2 separate regions of the Homo sapiens genome follow, and region 1 is linked to region 2. A link is a contact called in ENCODE Hi-C data. All regions are on one chromosome and are shown on one strand. The core of a region is the stretch at or near the end of the contact, and the rest is flanking DNA. Distances in the headings are between cores, read along the strand shown.

Region 1 (2,700 bases), core at 77-2,576, 2.5 Mb before region 2:
CGAGTAGCTGGGAGTACAGGTGCCCGCCACCATGCCCGGCTAATTTTCTGTATTTTTAGTAGAGACGGGGTTTCGCCGTGTTAGCCAGGATGGTCTGCGATCTCCTGACCTCGTGATCCGCCGGCCTTGGCCTCCCAAAGTGCTGGGATTGCAGGCGTGAGCCACCGCGCCTGGCCCAATTGTTATTTATTGAACAGAGTTTGAAGAAACTGAAAGTCTCCATTTCGGTGGCCAAAACCGCAATTACTTTTGCACCAACCTAATACTTTAAAACAAACAACAACAAAAACACAGTTGTTATTCAAACATAAATTCAACTGGCGCTCACTTTTGTCTTCACTTAAGTTAATCAGATGTTCATGTTACTATGAAGTTGACCAGTTAATTTGTAATGAATAATTAGTTAATTTGTAATGAATAATATTTCACTGAGTAGTCAAGCCCTCTTTCCACTAAACCAAGCTGCTTCTCACTGTACTAAACCCCGGGCTCTCTCTAAACTTTCAGGTGTTCCACTCCTTGTCACCTTCCCCTAGATCCTGAGTGGGGTTCACTCTTAGCTCCCTCGGGGGCCACTTCTCAACACTTACAGAGCTCCTATTGACCTGGCACGGTGGCTCACGCCTGTAATCCCAGCACTTTGGCAGGCCGAGGTGTGGGGATCACCTGAGGTCGGGAGTTCGAGACCAGCCTGACCAGCAAGGAGAAACCCTGTCTCTACTAAAAATACAAAAAATTAGCCAGGTGTGGTGGCGCATGCCTGTAATCCCAGCTACTCGGGAGGCTGAGATAGGAGAATTGCTTGAACCTGGCAGGCGGAGGTTGGGTGAGCCGAGATCGTGCCATTGCACTCTAGCCTGGGCAACAAGAGCGAAACTGTCTCCAAAAAAAAGAAAGAAAAGAAAAAAAGAAGACTTCCTATCTCCACCTGGGTCCCCAAGAGGTAAGAGGTATCTCCTTTTCTCCTGAGCCTAGGTCACCTCGGGGTCCCCCGAAGTTCCCCAGAAGGGGCTGCACAAGTCAGGACAAGAAGTCCAGGAAATGGGGGGTCGCCGATGACCACGCCCCGGGGCTCTGTTTGGGAACCCCCAAAATTTACTGAGGTGGAAAGATTGCGGGGTCATTGTGGGGTCAGGCTGAGGGGGCCGGGCCCAGCCCTATTCACGTGACCCGGTCCCAGGGAGAGGAGTTTGTTCACCCACCAGAGGGAACGCCCGACGCGAAGGCAGTGTGGCACCCTCCCTTCCCGGGGAGTCCTGGGCGTTGCTCTCCCACCCCGGCCGTGACGCAATCTCTCCGCGCCGGGGGCGGGACGAGCTTGACGCCATCTCCGGGCGCCCGGCTGTGGGGGGCGCTGGGTGTGGGGCGGCTCCGGGGCCGGGGATGGCGGCGGCCGCGGTTGCGGCGGCTCCGGGACGAGTGAGTGGATCCTGGGAAGCGCTGTGAAATGGGCTGGTGAGTGTCCCTGGAAGTGGTGGCCGCCGGGGCCAGGCAGGCCTGGGGTCGGTGCTCCGGAGGAAGTGGCCCTCAGGAGCCCGTTGCTCCGGCGGGCCGGGGCCCATGAACCGTGGACAGACGGAGGGGAGAGGCCGCACCTAGACCCCCTCGCGCTTCTCTCTGGCCTGTCCTGGAAGGTGGCCTCAGGCCCCGGCGCCCCGGAGGCTGTGTGCCTGCGAGCCAAGGTGTCCGAGTCTGTGGGGCGGGAAGGGCCCCCAAACAAGGAAGCGTCGCCTGCAGGGCCTCGCCCCTGCCCCCTTGGTGAAGGGTGGACCCCCTACTCTCTAAACGCAGAATTCCCAATTTCGAGCCCTACCCTTGTTGGATCAAGGATTGCGGGACCACTGGGAGCCATAACCGTAGTCTCTGACAAGCTTCTCCCTTTCTGTCGGGCGCACCTCTCGCCCGCAGAGAATTTGGGTCTCCAGCTGGGTTCAGCCCCTTGATTCCGACCCAAGCGTGATGAGGAGCTTGGTTCCGGGCTCTGCTAGCAGCGTTGGCAACTCTCCTGAACAGCCTGTTAGCTCGGTTGGGGTCACAAGCTGCGTTTTCCCTTTGAGATGCTCAGTGAGGTTCTCGAGAGGCGGAGGTTTCGGATTCTTAAGTGTGTTTTGCGTTGTGGGAACCTGGCGCACAGGCTTGGCTCTTTGTTTTCCTTTCTGCAGACCTTTTGCCTCTTTCGGTCCCTTTACTAGCCTGTGTTTGCTAACTTCTCGGTGACCTGGAGGCAGGTTTTCTTTAAAGTTTTCGTTACAGAAAGCAAGGATCATTTTGGGATTGAAGTGTGACCCCAGTTTCTGTTGGGAATGAAGAAGAAAGCAAGCTGCTTTTCAGTTATTAAAGCTGCTGGTGGAGAAAAGAGTCATTATTTATGCCACTGTGTAATAATATGTGTTTGTGGAATTAGGAATTTGTTTTCCCACTGTGTTTTCCTATCCTTCCACCTTTTGTGTACACCTGCACCTTGCCAATCTTAAGAGAGAAATGTTGCATTCGGTTTGGGTTGAGGCTTAGAGTGTTCTATAGGACTTGGACAGGATAGTCAGTTTCTCAGAGCACTCACTCATCTGTACTGCCTTCTCTGTTTTCAGAGGTTAAGGCTCCATTCTTTCTCGCTTTGCGTTTCTGGCAAGTGTAGATTCACATAGTGATGGTTTAGTGGTAGTTTTGTTTCACCAGTGTTAGCCAGCTGAGGACCAAGGC
Region 2 (2,731 bases), core at 232-2,731:
CAGAATCAGAATCTGAATTTTAACAAGGTCCCCTGGTGATTTGTAAGCATATCAAAGTTTGAGAAGCATTAATTAAAAGGATTAAATATTTGCGTCTGAACCAGGGCTGGCATATTATAGGCACTCAATAGATTCAATAATTCTTAGTTTTCTTTCCCCATTAACATAACCCTTATATCTTTCTAGTTATAATTAAGAATGAATGGCCAGGCACAGTAGCTCACACCTGTAATCCCAGCAGTTTGGGAGGCTGAGGTGGGAGGATTGCTTGAGGCTGGGGGTTTAAGACCAGCTTGGACAACATAGTGAGACACCAACTGTACCAAAAAAAAAAATGAAAAAATAAAGATAGCATTGAGTCTCTTCAATTAATTATGAATATTAAGCATATCCTGCCATTTACTTCCTTGCAGATCTAGCAGAAAATCTGAAAATAAAGCCAAGTTGCAGACAGAAGACAAAGATAAATTCACATGCAGACAAATTCAAACTCCTGACTACATTAATGTCTCTCATTGGTGGCCAAATTTCAGTCTAATCTTTGCTAATGTTTTTCACCACCCACAAATAAGAGAGACTGAGTGTGTCCCTTGACATTTGGAGATCAGGAAGTCCACCTTAAAAAGACAAGAGGCCAAAATGTTGGGAAAATCCTCTGGTGATAAAGGGAAAGCAAAAATTGTTTAAAAACAGAACAAAATATAAGTAAATAATTCAGGTTGCTTAAGTACTGTTTTCGTTTACAGAAACAGCAACTTCAAATGAGACGATATAAACCTGTATGATTTTTCTTATAATTTGCCTCCTGCAAATAAGCTTAAGTCTTTGTCTACCTTAGTCTTCTCTTTCCTAGCTACATATCACAACATACTTCCTTACTGCCTTCCTTCCGTCTTTTCTTCAACGCTTCTGTAAATTTTGATTTCAAAAGCAACGGCACAATTGCGTTCTTCTAGCCCTAGTTACGCAGTAATATAACGACAGGTGGAAACCTGCAGGTTGCCACGTTCATTGCAAAGTGTCCACAGTAAAGATAAAGGAGAAATTCCCCCGGCAATGAAAACGAGAATGAGATAAATTACCAAATTACATTAAAAGCGTGCTCTTATGTTAGAGATTTAAAGTTCCTCTCAGAAATCGCGGAGGATTTTGACCTGAAGCAAAAGTGAACTTCTTCCGGGTGGTAGAAAAGTAAACTGTCAACTATTTACTTTGGGGGGGTGGCGGGGGGAGGGTGCTGGGAAGGAATTGAGGCGAAAAGCCTCTGCAGGTGACGGTACAGGCCAATACCAGGAGGTCAAGTCGCCGGTGTCCCTTCGGCCCTTAAGTCCAGGGAAACGCACGGCGAGGGACGAGGGGCGATTCCCGCCTTTCTCCAGCCCTTTCTCCGCCCACAAATGACGGCGGTGGCGAAGATCCGGGCCCGCCGCGCGAGGCACTCTGGGAGCGGAAGAAGGAGGCCGCGCGAGGGCTGACGAACCGGAAGAAGAGGAACTGGGCCTGAAAGGGTACCGGTGACCGCTACTGCTGCCGGTGTTTGCGTGTGGCAGGGAGCCAGGCCTGGCGAGCGGGGTGTGTCGCGATGCCGGAGCTGGCAGTGCAGAAGGTGGTGGTCCACCCCCTGGTGCTGCTCAGTGTGGTGGATCATTTCAACCGGTGAGCGAGCGCCCTATAGCTGGGCCGGCGGCGCAGCCGCTGCTGAGTCACGGGCACGCTGGAGATGGCGCGGCGGCCGCGGACGAGCTGGGGACGCAGATAGGGCGGCTGGTGACCCTTACTTGTTCACGAGTCCAGACCAGCGTCGGCTCACGATGCCGGAGTCATCCAGCCTCCCGCCCCTGCCCCAGCCGCCGCCACTTCGGGGCCTTGGCTGCCTGTTCCGTTTAGCCTGTTTGTTTTACAGAGTTCCCTTTCCGAGTTCGTTTTGCCGAAGTTCGTTTTACCGAAATCTGGATGATGCTGGGGGTCGGGAGATGCGGCTAGCTTTAGTTGGCCCTGACCCCCGCCCCCAAGCTCGTGTCTGTCACTTCGTTTTGAAGTTCGTTTTGCCGAAATCTGGATAAAGCCAGGGTGGGGCGGAGGCGGGCTAGCTTCATTTGGCTCTGACCCCCGACCCCAGGGTCGTATCTTCATTTGACTCAGTTGATTTCACTGAAATGTGAATAATGCAAAGTGACTGATGTCTGGATGATGCTTGGGTGGGGCGGAGTGGGCTAGCTCCATTTAGCCCCGCCCCAAGGCTATGTTTATCTTCGTTTGACCGAATTGGTTTCACCGAAATATGGATGATGCTGGAGTGGGGTGCAGGGTGGCTACCTTCATTTGGCCCTGACCCCGGCCCCAGGGTCGTATTTATGTTTATCCTCGTTTAACCAAGTTGATTTCACCGAAATGTGAATGATGCAAAGTGAATGATGCCTGGATGATGCCGGAGTGGGGCTAAGGGGGCTAGCTTCAATTTGGCCCTGACCCCCGCCCCCAGGGTCGTATCTATGTTTGTCTTCATTTGACCGAGTTCCTGTTATCGAAATCTGGATGATGCTCAGCACCCCGAAGGGCTTCCTGGATCAGCTGTGGTTTTAACCCATTAACATTTTTAAATGGGAATCTGATTAGACTCCGTCTCAAAAAAAAAAATGTATATATAGATGAGGTTTCAGTTTTTATTTAAAACACGAGGCCGAGCATGGTGGCTCACGCCTGTAATCCCAGCATTTTGGGAGGCTGAGAC

Evidence for each region. A loop is a pair of places that touch in the nucleus more often than their neighbours do. Pooled maps may share reads with other maps.
Region 1: a pooled map shows a loop between it and region 2 (7-fold over the local background). The contact joins the promoter of ATXN1L here to the promoter of PSMD7 in region 2. A Hi-C loop is called at or near these places in 5 of 50 pooled maps.

Annotation. Positions count from the first base shown.
Region 1 is chr16:71,844,650-71,847,349 of GRCh38, forward strand. It overlaps ATXN1L (ataxin 1 like), which reads left to right and starts at 1,327. Exons shown (of 3, transcript NM_001137675.4): 1 at 1,327-1,455. RefSeq lists enhancers at 399-1,171, 905-954, 1,172-1,943, 1,745-1,814 and a silencer at 1,215-1,524.
Region 2 is chr16:74,295,333-74,298,063 of GRCh38, forward strand. PSMD7 (proteasome 26S subunit, non-ATPase 7) reads left to right here and starts at 1,482. Exons shown (of 7, transcript NM_002811.5): 1 at 1,482-1,656. The coding sequence starts at 1,583. RefSeq lists enhancers at 715-1,606, 1,397-1,706, 1,607-2,496.